Linked DNA regions of Homo sapiens: region 2 is linked to region 1. The links are chromatin loops, found by intact Hi-C in ENCODE. Cell type or tissue: OCI-LY7. All regions are shown on one strand.

What was found. Hi-C counts contacts between places; a loop is a spot of excess contacts. Peaks named below come from ENCODE experiments on the same cell type or tissue, not always from the same donor. Only the 100,000 strongest peaks of a DNase experiment are listed, where the experiment ranks them.
Region 2: a loop joins it to region 1, with 17 times the contacts of the local background. A loop is called at or near these places in 3 of 110 quality-filtered maps.

Annotation. Positions count from the first base shown.
Region 1 is chr12:8,238,507-8,246,506 of GRCh38, forward strand. LINC02449 (long intergenic non-protein coding RNA 2449) reads left to right here. Exons shown (of 3, transcript NR_120454.1): 2 at 231-408; 3 at 3,856-4,058. It overlaps LOC112268090 (a long non-coding RNA gene), which reads left to right and starts at 5,517. Exons shown (of 7, transcript XR_007063199.1): 1 at 5,517-5,844; 2 at 6,298-6,352; 3 at 6,474-6,645. It also overlaps the pseudogene FAM86FP. RefSeq lists silencers at 4,183-4,362, 4,523-4,632, 4,843-5,222, 5,313-5,362, 5,423-5,472 and an enhancer at 5,665-6,164. In OCI-LY7, no CTCF peak of the experiment used is centred here; DNase peaks (open chromatin) are centred at 3,882, 4,635 and 5,040; H3K4me3 peaks cover 1,941 bases.
Region 2 is chr12:8,689,290-8,697,289 of GRCh38, forward strand. It overlaps a transcript of RIMKLB not described here. Among named protein-coding and RNA genes, the nearest start is that of RIMKLB, 4.7 kb to the right of the region's middle. In OCI-LY7, a CTCF peak has its summit at 7,984; DNase peaks (open chromatin) are centred at 3,562, 5,992 and 7,592; H3K4me3 peaks cover 4,671 bases; H3K27ac peaks cover 7,335 bases.

The sequences.
Region 1 (8,000 bases):
CTGTCTCCCATGGGTCACACTCAGCTGCAGCCAGTTGCCTGCGGAGGCCCCTGCCATGCTGGGGTTTGCAAAGCAGGCCCAGGGCCTGGGAAGGACGGGGGCTCCAGCACGCAGGTGGCTATGCTGTCCGGCTACTGGGCGGACACTGCCCATAACTGACCTTTTTGATGAGTTCTGAGAGAAAGCACCGGGCATACTTGACTGACGGCGGGTGCTTCACACACACACAGGATGCTTCACAGTCTACGGCAAAGGACAGAACGTTGGTTGCTCGAGAGCCCGTCTTAAGTCTCCTATGAGCTTCAAGCCAACACAACAGAGGGCAAACTCCAGGCTACCTGATCCCTCAGCAAAGATGCAGATGGACACAGCGTTCTGGCCCCACGCATCTGAAGTTCGTCTTAAGATGTAAGCCGTTTCCTAAAAATGCTTCCACTGCAGTGGCACAGGCTATGGCAGCATTTCTAACGCCCATTCTGAGCAGGAACACAGGGCATGTGGGTCCCAACCACCTCCCTCCCAGGGGAGCCAGTGTGAACCAGGGTTTGCAGTAAGGACAGTCGCCAACTGTCTGGCTCTATGGAAGAGGTGGGAAGGCCCACTCAGCAACTGCTCTCTTGGATCATGTGTCCCTGGGGACAGGATGGAGGGGAGGGGGCGCTCAGGGTGACTCCAGCTAAAGCCGAGAGAAGCCAAGTGCAGGATGAGCAAGTTCCAGGCAGTGGGAACAGCCTGTGCAAGCTCTGAGGTGGCCACGGGCTGGCACATGGAACGGAGGGCAGAGGGACTGGTGCAGCAGGAGGGGGGACGGCGGGAAAACAGGAGCCTGGAGGGAGAGGGAGGAGACGGTCCGCAGCGCCTGCTGGCTGGGAGGGATGCAGATTCTGCCCAAGGGCAGCAAAGTACCCCACGCAATACACAGGCTCTTCATGCTGGTGCTGGTTTTTCATTTTTTCTGACACAGAGTCTCGCTCTGTTGCCCAGGCTGGAGTGCAATGGCCAGATCTTGGCTCACTGCAGCCTCCGCCTCCTGGGTTCAAGCGATTCTCCTGCCTCAGCCTCCTGAGTAGCTGGGACTATAGGCGTGCACCGCCATGCCCAGCTAATTTTTTTATTTTTAGTAGAGATGGGTTTTTGCCATGTTGGCTAGGCTGGTCTTGAACTCCTGACCTTAGGTGATCCGTCCACCTCAGCCTCCCAAAGACCTGGGATTACAGGTGTGAGCCAGTGCACCCAGCCTTGTGCTGGGTTTTAAAGCAGCTCTCCCTATATCTCATGCTTCACCACCTACCAGAGTGAGGCTCAGGGTGAAACTCAGAGCAAGGTGCAAGACAACTTCAGGTATCTCCATGCTCGAAGCCCTGACCTACTGTATTGCCCCGAAAGTCTTCCCTGCTGTGGCTGCATCTTTTCCACGTGGATAATCTTGGTTCACCTCTAGCACAGGAATTCTTTTCCGGGGCTCCTAGGATGGGCTGGGTGGGTGGGAGTGGAGGATGTCTGCCTCCCCTGAGTTTGTATGGAAAAGGTATTCTTTTGGTGCACTTCTTTCTGGGAGGGAGTCTATTGCTTTGTCTTTTCAGAAGGGCTCATGGCCCTTCGAAGGTGAAGACCCAGGATGCAGGGTGATCTGCACTTGGCCCTCAAGGCCAAGGTCAGGCTGTGGCTGGGCCGGGTGGTGATCCTGGCTCTCACCTGCATGCAGATGCACTTGAGTCCAAACCCCACCCTGGGCAAAGCAAGGGCCCATTTAGGTCTAGAAGAGACAGGAGTGGGTGGGACAGGCCTCATGAATGCAAAAAAGAAAGTCTCTGAGCATCTACCAAATGCTAGAAGCTGTTTTGCACCTGTCATCTCTGTTTTTGCTGTGGATGGTTTAAAAAACATTCCCTAGATTTCCCCCCTCTTGCAGATTTTTGTATATTCTGATGTCTTTGTCTAAGTCTTAGATAGAAAACGAAAGCGCAGGAGCTGTCGGAGGTGCTGACACCCACCTGCAGTGCTGACTCAATGGTTTTGTTCTTTGAAGAGGGCTGTTTTTAAAGGGTACAAGCACACCTGTGGTTCTTCTCTCAGGTCTTCCGGAGAGATTCAGGAGGCAGAGTCATGAGTCCCAGGGACTCTGGGATTCTTACCTTCTGCAAAATATCCCGCAGCAGCTCAGAATCTGATGAGTCTCTTAACTTTGCTTCTAAGCTCAGTGTGGACGGGGGAGGGAGAAATCTCAAGGGCGCATTCACAGGAACATTAAAACACGCAATAGAATGTGTTGGCAAAGCTCTATGTGATCCCTCCCTGGGGACGTGGAGCCAGTTGGAAGTGGAAGCCACAGCGGCTGAAAGCCTGACCTTCAGATGTCGCAGGGTGCACCTGGATGAGTCACAGGAAGAAGGCTGACTCTTGGCCGCATGAGTCCTGGCTACTCAGCTGCCACCCAGGTCATGGGCCAGCTCCCTGGTTGCACTGGTCAGCCAGGAATTACCAGGGCAGCCATGGCACCAAGGTTTGATGGGCTTGCCATCTGAGTTTAAGTGGAAATGCAGAATGTGCCCATACCAGCCTGGGTTACATTGTCCTCTTATAGGGGCCTCAAGCCCAGCAGCGAACTTTGGCTCCCGAGTTAGGCAGACTGTCTCGGCTGGCATGTGGCACACGGCAAGGCACTTCATTGCTTCAGAGCTCCTTCTATGCCATAAAAAGCCCTACAAGACCTGGTGCTAATCCCTCTCTCTGGCCTGTTCTCCCTCACCCCTGGCCCACCCTGCTCACTCCACTCCAGCCACACTGGCTGCCTTGCTGTTGTTCCTCAACCACAGCTGGCTTGTTTCCACCACAGGGCCTTTGCATATCCTGTTCCCCAAACCCTTCCCATGGCTGGCTGCTTCACCACTCAGGCCCCAGTTCAAATGCCACCTCTTTGGGGAAAGCTTCCATGATTCCCTGACTTTGGTGACTCTTCTCCCCAGTTGCTCCATTCACCATTTCCCTGTTTTATTGGCTTTAAAGCCACTCTCATCTGGTCTTTTCTTGTTTATTCATTTATCTGTTTATTCTCTGGCTCTCCCATGCAAGCAGAGCCTCATCTATCATGGGTACTGCTGATCCATGGTGCCTGGCTCACGGAAGGCATTTATTAAACATTTTGAGACTGAATAAAACACTAGCTAACACCGACATGCATTTACCATGAGCCAGGCACTGATCCACAGGCTTTTGTACTCAACGCTGACAACAACCCTAAGAGGTAGGTATCATTATATCCCCCATTAATAAGAAAACAATAGCACAGAGAGATGCAGTCACTTGCCCAAGGTCACACAGGGCAAGGGGTTGGGCCAGGATTCGAAGCAGGCAGGCTGTCTCCTGGGTCTGAACTCTCAACTACTTCACCCTAATCAAACAATCCCTCTGGTCAAATGTGAGTGATAATAATAGTACCCACCTCGTGGGTGTTGAGGGTGAGCCCAAGTTAGCATTCAGCGTGGGCATGTGAACAATTATAGTCAATATTGAATGGAGACCTATGATGCTTTTATGAAGGTTTCTATTTTGGATTAAAAATGCACAAATTTCTCCTGACCAGAAATGATCTCTGAGTGCTAAATATTTTATGTCAATGGAAGAATGCAAATGATTAAGCAACACCCCATAAAATGGGGCAGACCCAGGGAGGAATATATATCCAAACTGACTCATCCCAGTGAGCTCACTGCACATGAATTACAAATGGAGCGGGGTGCATTAAGCCCCTCTGCTGGCAGAAGGGAGGCTGCTGCCTGCCATGCGCCTGTGCTGAGAATGGCAGGTCCCCAGGGAGAGGAGAGGCCACCCCCTTCTCTTTCTCTTCCATCACAGGTGTGAAAGCCTCAGCGCATGAGCCAATTCTGTGCAGTGCTCGACATACAGATGAGAACACTGAGGCACGAGGCACAGCCTGTGATCTGGCCACCGCGCTCAGGAGGAGGTGGTTACCCGCGGGCCTGAGGGCGCTGACTTTTTAGAATGGGCGAGTGCAGCTGTGTCCCAGTGTCCCAGTGACCAGAACGATTACTGCCTTTTAAAAGTCGTGAAAAGGATCGTGAACTGTACCCCACACCGAGCGCGCGTCTGCCCCCCAAGGCGGTGGAGACACCCCCAGCTTCCGCCGCCAGCTCGCGGGGCAGAAGGGGTGCGAGCGACTCTGGCCAGGCCCCAGGGACGGAACCGGGTCTGGCGGCCCTGACCGGGGAGAGCCCAGGAACTCACGTAGCCGGAGCGCCGGGGGTTTCAGCACGGAGACCCATCCCGTCTGCCCCTGGACTCCCGCGAGCCCCGCGGGCCTCTCCGCTCGCCCCGCCGCCCACATGCCAGGGGAAGGAGCGCAGTGTGCGCGCCGCCAGGAAGCGGCGATCGAAACCCTGCAGCAAGAGTTCGATCCCGCGTTCTCCTCGGGCGCCATGACGTGGGCGGGGCCGCAGCGTTGCCGGGAGACCTGGAGGAAGCCGGCCTGGACTGAAGAGGGGGCGGGTCCGGGGCAGTGCGCGGGGGCAGGGAGGGGGCGGGGCCTGGGGGGTAGGGTCAGGAGGTGCGTCCTGGGGGCGGACTCTAGGGCGGGGCTAAGGTGAGCCTTAGGAGGGCGGGGCCTGGGGTGGGGCCAGGATGAGCGCCATGAGGGCGAGGCCTGGGGTAGGGCCAGGATAAGCCTCACTGGGGCAGGTCCTGGGTAGAGACCAGGTTGGCGGGTCTTGGGGCGGGGCCAGGATAGGGCGATCCTGGAAGCTGGGCTTCGGAAGCGTCCAGGTTGGTGGCGTCCTGGAGGCAGTGCCTTGCGTGGGGGCAGGATAAGAGTCCTGGAGGCGGGCATTAGGGCGGGGATAAACGCCATTGGGTTCAGGAGGCGGGACTCAGAGCAGAGCCCAGGAGACAGGTCTTAGGGCGGGGCTAAGGCCAGACCCAGAGAAGGGCTCAGGAGGCGGGGCAGGGGCGGGGCGTTGACTATGTCTTGGCACATGGCCAGGCGGTGCGCGGACTCTGGGAGGCGGAGCTTAGGACGGGCCCACGTGGGGAGGGGCCCAGGGTCCGGGAGGCGGTGCCGAGTCCCGGCTGGGCTGCGCTCAGGAGGCGGGCCCTGGGAGGCGGAGCTTAGGGAGGGGCCGGTGGCGGGAGGGACCCAGGGACTGGGAGGCTGGTCGGGGCTGGGCTCAGGGTCCGAGACCTAGCTGGGCTTGGGGCGGGGCCGAGACGGAGCGAGGGGTCCAGGGTGTGGGAAACGGGGAGGGGTTTGAGGAGAGGATCGGAATGTGGCTCAAGTTCGGGAGGCGTTACCTGCGGAGGGTTTGAGGCAGGCCCAGGAGCGAGCCCACGGTCTGCCTACGCGGGGCCAGGGGCGGGCCCCAGGATCCGGAGCTTCGGGCGGGGCGGAGTCCGAGTTTGGGGCCCGGGAGGCGGGGCCAGTTAGGGTGAGGGTCCCTGGGATCGACGGGTCAGGTCTTGGGCTAACGTAGGCACTCTCGCAGTTCCTCCGCCTTCAGGAAGGTCTTTTTAGCAGAGGCCTTACGGGTGCGCGCTTCGGTCCTGGAGGCCTTATCCTAACCTCCTCTCCATCAGCGCCACCCGTCTGGGGCCCGAAACGAGGGAGCTTTCCCTCTGTCCCCCAGCCTTTGGACTGTCACCAAACAAGCCATTCGTTCATCAAAAATACTTATTAAGCGCCTACCATGTGCCTGACAAGGGAGATGTAACGGTGAGAAAAAGTAGGTGTGGTCCAGGCCCTCCAGGGGCTCAGGGGCTCGTGGAAGAAGTGGACATTGAAATACTTATCACACAAATGAGGATAAAAGTACGATAGCGATATCTGCCACGAAGGTGAGCAGACAGAGCTAGCGGGGCTTGCAGGAGGAGTTTTGATCTTGCAGGGACAGGAAGGAGGAGTTAGCTCCTGCGGGGTGGGATTGGGGGTGGTGGTGATATAGACGTGGGGACAGAGTGGAAAACAACAAAAATATAATTATTTTAGTTCAAAGTTATTGTGTCTTGAGTTGAAAGGCAGGGCAGTTAGCAACACAGTTCAGATTTCAGTACTGCCCCTGAAATCTGAACTGTGTTCAAAGTCTAAAACGTTTACCTTAGCAAATTCCTCATAAAACTCCATTTGGAAGAGTCCCGAGAGCGAATTTGTTAAGTACACTTGCAAAAGGTAGATGAGGAGACAGATAAAATCTTATTACCTCTTTCAGATGAGAGCCACTTGAGCCCTGCTCAGCTATGAGAATAAGAGAGGGGAATTAATTCTAATTGAATACACTTGTTCTCTTATAGCTGTTGTTCCACACCAGAACCAAATGAGCGCAAGATCTGACAAAGAAAAAAAAAGGTTCATCTTTTATTCCTCCAAACACTTTCATTTAAATCAAGAGGATGGGATGTGGTTATTGCTGTGTTTTTAGGCAGAATCAACGGTTTCTGGGTCTGAGATGGTGCATACACCCTCTCAGTCCCTGTATCCTGAGATGGAGTCACCTAAGAATCCACAGCAAGTCCTAACCAGGGATGGGTCTGGGTGATTAAGGAAGGTTGGCTTCAGAACTGGGCCAGGGGCACTGCTTTGCTTTTGCTGTTTTGATCAGCTCTCTGCCTGCAGGAGACAAGGAAAACCAATGGGAACAGGTTAGTTGTACTCATAAATCCTGGGCTTATTTTCTTAACTCACATAATAGCTATTAATTGTCTTTCCTCCAAGGAGCAAAAGGGCATATATGGTCAATGCCATAGTAAGTAACATTGTATTATGTTATACTAAAATATTAATAAATCTAGGTTGGTTCAGTCTTTCCTGAGTCCATAGATTGGAAGCAGACTGAGGAAGGACGCTAGTGGACCACAGAGCTGAGCCATGCACACAGAAGAAATCTTTTTTTCTTTTTTTTTTGGAGACGGAGTTTTGCTCTCTTGTTGCCCAGGCTGGAGTGCAATGGTGCGATCTTGGCTCACTGCAACCTCCACCTCCCAGGTTCAAGCGATTCTCCTGCCTCAGCCTCCCGAGTAGCTGGGATTACAGGCGTGAGCCACCCTGCCGGGCCACTTGTATTTTTAGTAGAGACAGGGTTTGAACACGTTGGCCAGGCTGGTCTCAAATTCCTGACCTCAGGTTATCCACCCACCTCTGCCTCCCAAGGTGCTGGGATTACAGGCGTGACCCACCGCGCCCGGCCAGAAGAAATCTTTATCTTGGTGTGCAGTCTCTGGTGATGAACAAATGTCATCTCTCTTGGATCTGAATCTGGAAGGATCAAGGCACTGAAGGGATTTTTTTGTTTTAGACAGTCTCCCTCTGTTGCCAGGCTGGAGTGCAGTGGCAGGATCTCAGCTCACTGCAACCTCTGCCTCCCGGGCTCAAGCGATTCTCCTGCCTCAGCCTCTGGAGTAGCTGGGACTACAGGCACGCGTCACCATGCCCAGCTAATTTTTGTAATTTTAGTAGAGACAGGGTTTTACCATGTTGGCCAGGATGGTCTCAATCTCTTGACATCATGATCCACCTGCCTTGGCCTCCCAAAGGGCTGGGATTACAGGCGTGAGCCACCATGCCCGGCCTCACTGAAGGGATTTTTTTAATGTCACGTGGTTCTCACAGGTGCGATGTGTTCAGGAGCAAGTGAAGATTACGACGGATGCTTAAAAACAAACGTAAAATTCCAGGTGGTGTTGCTATGGGTAGCAGCATTAGGACAATCTGAGTGGTTTCAATTGCGAGAGTGTGCGTGTATGTGCAAGAACTACAGTCAAGATTCAACTTCTGGCTTTGAGGGTGTCTTTAATAACAGTAATAACAACCTAAGGCAGTTTAACAGTATGGAATGGTTGCCTTTTAGAAGTTAAGCTATGGGCATGGAAGTTCAATCAGTACCTTGAAGTTTTTCCTTTATCTCTCCTATGGTTAATGATTTCTGCAGAAAAGGACCAATTGATTTCTTTCTAAATCGTTGCTTCAGGGTGTAGAGACCTTTATAGGTCATGTTTCA
Region 2 (8,000 bases), 450 kb after region 1:
GGTAAACACAAGGACAGCATAACTTTTAGACTGAATGTGGGCTGAAAAGAGACGTCCTCGTTGGGAGCAGCCTAGTTTTGCTTTGTTGCCAAAACATTGTAACTATATATTTTGACTTCAAACTGCAACCATTACAATCTCTCTTTCTCAGCATTTTGCTCAATTAATATTTTAAACCAAAATAATTAATAGAAATTATATTTCTAACACTACTTTGCTCTATTCATTAATCTGTCTTGTTTCATTCAGCCATATTTTCCTCCTGTACTTCCTACTCTTTTTTCCATCTGCCTCTCTTTGTTATTTCTTCCTCTCTGTCACGTTTCCCTGGATTTGATTAAAGTCTCCTTCACTTTTTCCTCACCTTTCTCTCTTTTATTGAAATCACTCCTTTTCAGGTTTGTCTTTCTCCCCAGTCCTTTCTCCGGTGTCTTTGTCTCCAGCAGAGAGGGTATGGTGGTGATGCGGAGGTGGGGAATGAGGCCTGGGAGAACGCAGGCTGGGTATAGGTAGGAGAAAATGGGGCTTCAGCTGTTTCTGCAATCAGCCTACAAAAGGCTGACTTAAAACCTGCCTCTGTAAATCCCCCCTCTTCTGCGCCCTCAAAGGGTCTCTCTACTTCCCCACCTTAAATTCCACCTCCCCCATCCCCATTTCTCTAGTGACATCACTCCTTACCAGCTGTGACTGTCAGGGACTCTGACCTACTTTTGCCCACTCTATTAGGCAATAAGCCATGTTTTCTCCACTAAACTCAGGATTTTCTGCTAAACCCTCTTTGTCCCAGCATGTCAGTGGGTCCCTTTTTAAACCTCAAAACATTTTACAGTTTCCTACAATACAGTCATTTTTTCATGCCTGAAGTTCGAGAAAAAGCATAATTGATAAAAAGATTCTATGACTGTAGAAAATCCATTTATGACTTAAATGGAGTTATACTTTATCAAAATAGAATCCATACATATTTGAAGAATCATGTATGTGTTAGTAACAATTTTTTGTTGAATCTTTAGAGGTGATGCTCAGTTAATGGATTCTTGGGTCCTTTGTGGCAAATTATAATGTATGTACCATTATTTTTCACGTTAGTAAATGCTACTGAAGCATGAACCCAAACAGCAGGCATTGATATCTAAGTAAAACTTTACTAAGAAGTGGGGGGAAACTGCAGACAATCCTTTTTATAGTCTTCGGAGGGATTACAAACAGTGTTTGACAAAGCAGTTAAGAGCATGTACTTTGCTACTCGGATTCAAATCTTGGCTCTGCTATTTTGCTAGCTGAGTGACTTCGGACAAGTTACTTAACCTCACTGTGTCTCCGTTTGCTCATCTGTAAAAAGAAGATACTCCAGGCCAGGTGCAGTGGCTCACGCCTGTAATCCCAACACTTTGGAAGGCCAATGCAGGTGGATCATGAGGTCAGGATATCGAGACCATCCCAGCCAACATGGTGAAACCCCCTCTCTCCTAAAAATACAAAAATTAGCTGGGTGTGGTGGTGCATGCCTGTAATCCTAGCTAGTTGGGAGGCTGAGGCAGGAGAATCACTTGAACCCGGGAGGCAGAGGTTGCAGTGAGCCAAGATTGTGCCATTCCACTCCAGCCTGGCGACAGAGCGAGAGTCCGTCTCAAAAAACAAAACAAAACAAAAAAAGAAGATAATCCAAACCCAGTAGGGTTAGAACACTCCATGTTCTAAGATACGATAGGTTTATTATGAGACTGGGGACAGTGATGTAACTATGTGTTTCAAGTATTTCTGTGGTGTGATCCTCATGCCTAAGTCTACCTTTACCATTTATTTATTAAGCAAGTATCTAAGTTGTCTGTCCCAGTTACCCAGAAAAGTTCTGCGAAACAATACGAAAGATGGGAACCTGTATGAGTGCAGTAGCATGATCATGGTTCACTGCAGCCTAGAACTCCTGGGCTCAAGCAATCCTCCTGCCTCAATCTTCCAAGCAGCTGGGACTATAGGCATGTGCCACCACACTTGGCCAAATTTTTTTTTTTTAAAGTTTTTGGTTTTTGTAGGGGTTGGGTGCAGTGGCTCACGACTGTAATCCCAGCACTTTGGGAGGCCAAGGCAGGCAGATCAACTGAGGTCAGGAGTTCAAGACCAGCCTGGGCAACATGGTGAGACCCCCATCTCTACTAAAAATACAAAAATTTGCCAGGTGCAGTGGTGCATGCCTGTAATCCCAGCTACTCCGGAGGATGAGGCACCAGAATTGTTTGAACCCAGGAGGCAAAGGTTGGAGTAGAGATCGAGCCACTGCACTCCCGCCTGGGTGACAGAGTGAGACTGTCTCAAAAAGACAAACAAACAAACAAAAAAGAAAAGAATTAGGAAATAGGACAGGTTAAGAATTTAGATTGAATAGAAATAAACTGATGTTTCTTTGAACATAGGATAACCACATGAACTTAGACTACTGAACAGGGCTCCCCAGTCTAAGTCTTTCATTGTACAAAAAACAGCAAGGCAGATCAGGATAATTATGGTGGTGCCAGGCCATTAGGATGCTTCCAGACTTCATTCATTCATTTAATCTGTAAATGTTCACTAATCATTCAAGGTGTTGCTGGTGACACAGATGTGTGACAGATGCACACAGCCCTTATGTGGTTTGCATATTATCATTTCTCTGGTTGGATTCTATGGATGCATTATCTACAAATTCAGTCATGTTTCCCTGCACCAAGAGAGGGTTTTTTTTTTCCTTTAATACTTGATGCTTCCTCTATTCTTTAAATGAGAACACATCTAATGTGCCTTTCCATATTTTCTTATTTCATTTTTTTCTTCTTTCATTCTTCCCAGGTTGTTATACTTCTAAGATCCTCCCAAAGACAGGGAAATCAGGACTAGGAAATTGCTGCCAACGATTTAATTTCATTGCCTCATTTTCTCTTCAGTCAGAGAGGACTAACAATATTTGCTCAACCTTAGAATGTTGCTTGAGGCTACAATGAGTTTATAAATGTTGAGGGCTTTAAATAAAGAGCATTTTACAAATGGTTATTTTGGTCTCTAAGACACTGTGCTCAAACTTTCATGTGTCTAAAGATCATTTAGTATGCTTATTCCAAATGCAGATAAATTGCTGATTTTAGATGCTTTGAGTTGCTCAAGAAATGCAGGTACACAGGCTCATTCAGGTCAGAGGCAGAGGTCAAGGAATCTGCATTTTAAACAAGCATTCCAGGTAATTTCTATGTGGTAGAGGAAAAAAAAATCTTAACCAGATACAATTAAAGAAGTAGGGGGAAAACCTGTATCATGTTTCTTGCCAAGACTGTGTTTTCTTTCCACCCATTCTTTCTCTTCTGTGATTCAGCCAATGTATGGTCTTTCCTCCCTTTGTGTCTGGCATCTGCATTTTCTTAGCATAGAGAGAAAGCTCAGTTTAATGTGCTGAGATGGAGCAGGGAAAAGGAGGAGGGATGTGGGTGGAGAAAGGCTAGATCAGTGTTTAGCTATTCTACTGCAAAGACTGTTGTCAGGCTGGTTCTAGCCGGCTGGCTCCAGGAGAGGAAACAGTGGGGAGAGCTAGATTTACTGCAGCTGCCGCTACCGTTCCTTATTTGCTAGTCAAGGTTCTAACATTAGACACCAACCACCTTTTCTCCAGCCACGTGAATTTTGCAGTTATAACGTTAGATAATCCACAAAGAACACTATTTTAGGTACTGATGATAACTATCTCAAAGATTAAATTCTTGTTTACAATTCTCTTTACTACTTCGAGGCCTCTAGTTTTGATCAAATCCCCGCTAGTTTCCTTGTCTTCAAACCCAGGGGGAAATGATTTGCAACAGATGATGTGTATAGGGCACTTAAAGGTTTTCGCTTGACCTGCAACAGACAAACAATTTATTGTTATTTCATTTGTAAATTATGTTTTTCTGGCTGATGTAGATATACTGTGTACTCAAGTAGAATCAGAGACGTGGGGTTGACTGGACCTGGGTAACTCTGTTAGGGAAGATTTTGTTTTCATTAAACCCTCAATTTTATAGGCCTTCCCCCAGTACCTTCATATTATCCCATCAAAAACTTTAAAATGCTTTGTACTGCAATTTGTTTTCTTTTTCTTTCTTTCTTTCTTTTTTTTTTTTTGAGAGGGAGTCTCATTCTGTCACCTAGACCGGAGTGCAGTGGCACTATCTCAGCTCACTGCAACACCCGCCTCCCAGGTTCAAGTGATTCTCCTGCCTCAGCCTCCTGAGTAGGTGGGATTACAGGTGCCCACCACCACGCCCAGCTAATTTTTATATTTTTAATAGAGATGGGGTTTCACCATGTTGGACCAGGCTGGTCTTGAACTCCCGACCTTAGGTGATCCGCCCACCTCAGCCTCCCAAAATGCTGGGATTACACATGGGAGACACCACACCGGGCCTGTACTGCAAATTTAGTTGTCATATTCTAATCAGCTAATCTGACTAGCTGAAATGGCTAGATAACATGTGTATTTCAGCACAACCAAATGGATAGTTAATTCTAACATCTCTGTTGTGTAAACTTGGGTCTTTACCCTGGCTGTGTATTAAAATCCCCTGGAGGGCTCTGAAAAAATATTGGTGCCTGGACGCCAATGCTGATTTAATCAGTTTTTGGGAGCTCTCCTGTTGATTCTATTTATTTTTTAAAAATAGAGACAGGGGCCAGGTGAGATGGCTCATGCCTGTAATCCCAGCACTTTGGGAGGCTCAGGTGGGCGGATCACTTGAGGTCAGGAGTTCGAGGCCAGCCTGGCCAACATGGTGAAACCCCAAGTTTCTACTAAAAATACAAAAATTAGCTGGGCGCCTGTAATTCCAGCTAATCAGGAGGCTGAGGCAGGAGAATCACTTGAACCTGGGAGGTGGAGGTTGCAGTGAGCCAAGATCTCACCACTGCACTCCAGCCAGGGCAACAGAGCCAGACTCCGTCTCAAAAAACAAAACAAAAAACAATAAAAATAGAGACAGGCTCTCCCTGTGTTGCCCAGGCTGGTCTTGGACTCGTGTATTCAAGCGATCCTGTTGTCTCAGCCTCCCAAACTGCTGGGATTACAGGTGTGAGCCATCACACTCAACATCCTGTTGAATTTTTTTTCTTTTTTTTTTTTTTTTTGAGATGGAGTACCCATCTGTTGCTCAGGATGGAGTGCACTGGCCCAATGTTGGCTTGCTGCAACCTCCACCCCCAGGTTCAAAAATTCTCCTGCTTCAGCCTCCCCAGTAGCTGGGATTACAGGCAACTGCCACCACGCCCGGCTAATTTTTGTATTTTTAGTAGAGGCAGAGTTTCACCATGTGGGCCAGGCTGGTCTCGAACTCCTGACCTCAGGTGATCCACCTGCCTTGGCCTCCCAAAGTGCTGGGATTACAGGCATGAGCCACCCTGCCCGGTCCCTCCTGTTGATTCTCATGTGTCTAGGAATAAGAGCAAAAATCTGGAAGTGTTTTGGTGCAGGCAAAGGATGAACCCTAACTTCATCTCAAAGACATTACTTACCTATAGAGTTGGTCTTACACTCATAGGGATATGCAATAAATATAACTATTTGTATGATTATCACACATATCTAAACATTGTATAATTTCTCTTTGATTACTATTTGACTGTTTTGGTATCAGTTAGTCTTGAATAATAATAGCTAACATTCACTGAGACTTACTATGTTATGCATTACATTTGAGTTACCTCATTCATCCTTCTATCTTAATAAAGTGGTGCTAATATGATCTTCATTTTGCTGATGAGAAAACTGAGGTTTATGGAAGTTAAGCAACAATCTCATGCTGCTAGTAAATACAGCTAGGATTTCAAATCAGATTGATCTGACTCCAGACATGCTAGGTTACTTATAGTATGTCTTCCCAGGGGATTCAATTGCCGCACCGCCCCGCCCCCCCGCCCCGCCCCGCCCGGCCCCGACACCTCCGAACTTCCTGAAAAATATTAATTCACTGGTTAAAAATGTGTGGTGCATGATTATGTCAAGAAAAACTACTTAAAATATTTTTGAGCAGGTGTTGCTACCCAAAGGAGATGTGAGTCCACAGCCGCCTAAACATATCAACCATGAATTCTCAAAGATTATGACTGAATGTATGTACAGCCTTTCTGAACCTTGGGTTTCCAATATGGAAATGGTGTAAATAATTTTTGCCCCCTTATTACTTCATATAAAAAGTATGATGTATGAATTTGATCATTACTCACATAAACATTATCTTAACAATATCATGATAATGGTAATGTGTTTAAGCCTTATCATTGGCTTTTTTTAAATACCCTCCTGAGCTTTGTTTTACTCCCTATTAGCTTAAGTCAAAAGCAACGTTGTTACATACATGAGAATATCTTAGAATGTGTATGGCACATAGAAGCAATAAATTGAATAGCAACTTTTTTTTTTTTTTTTTTTGAGACAGAGTTTTGCTCTTGTTGCCCAGGCTGGAGTGCAATGGCACCATCTCGGCCTGAAACCTCCACCTCCCAGGTTCAAGCGATTCTCCTGCCTCAGCCTCCTGAGTAGCTGGGATTACAGGCGTGCGCTATCACGCCTGGCTAATTTTGTATTTTTAGTAGAGACAAGGTTTCTCTATGCTGGTCAGGCTGGTCCAAAACTCCCGACCTCAGGTGATTCGCCTGCCTCAGCCTCCCAAAGTGCTGGGATTACAGGCGTGAGCCACCGCGCCCTGCCCTGAATAACAACTTTTAAGGGCAAGTGGCAAGTGAGTTAATAGTCATACTTCCTATCCTCAGTTTCACCAGTACAACCCACTTTTTCTGGGGATGCAGTTACCACGAATTGGATTCCTTAAGAGTGGGACTGAAGGAATAGGTTAATTAAATATTATTATTGATCCTCTGTACATTTTTTTCCCTGTGTCAATTTCACTGTGTTTATTTTGTCAGATTTTCAGTGTTAGTATCTCTGTGCTCAAGCTTCCCTTGATCACAAAATGCTTCTCTTGGTCTTGGAGTTGAATATACTTTATGTCCCAGGGGGCTGAATATCAGAGTGGAAGTAAATAGCAACAATTTAGTTCTGTAGACCTTATCCCCTTTGTTCTCAAGATAGTGTATCTATCTTATAGGGCGTTTGTTCCTCTAAATTTTGTAAACCAACTAGACGCCTATCCTAGGTTACTCTCACTGACCTAACATTATAATAGCACTAAACACTTTGAACAGCACTTGATCTGTGTCAGCTGTTAAATATTATATACTTATTAACTCATTTACTCCTTATGACAACTCCATGAAGTAGGTGACTATTTTTATCCTCACTTTTACAGCTCAGCAGATAAAGATACAGAGAGGTTAAGTTACTGCAGAGGTTCACATAGGGAGTGGAACCATAAATCCAATCCGGGCAGTCTGGATCCAGAAGTTACCACCCTGGGTTATGCTACATCTTTTAAAGGACTCTCGAGACGCTGAAGGAAATTAGTCAAAAAATTTTTTAAAAGCAGAAAATGAAATTATATTGTCAATTGACTGGGAGAGGAGCAGTGAAAAGTTGTTGGCTGAGGTCACTGAGACAGGGCTGAGACCAGCAAGAAGGCAAACTGGTGAGCACATTACCGTACCTCACACCTGGTGTCTCTGGTGACTGAAGTTATTTGGAAGTGAATCTTCCATGTAAACCTGGGAGGTCGTCTGTAGCCCTTTTTTTTTCTCCTTAAGAAAATGTAATAGCGTAGTTGAACATTCATATTCTTAGCCTCCTTTGGGCTATACTTTTATTTTTTATACATAGTTTTAGAATTTACAAAATGCTCTTAAAATATCTCATTTCATTCTCACAACGACTCCGGACTGTACTCTTTTATCTTTTCACAACAAAGGCTCAGAGGAAGCGTAGCAACTAACTTGTCCAAGGTTTACGCCGGTTTCTAGGGGGCAGAGCTGGCGCTATCCACCCCGCCTGTATCTCCAAACCCGCTTCAGCCAGGAAATTTATCATGTGGTTTTAAATTTGCCTCTCAATATAC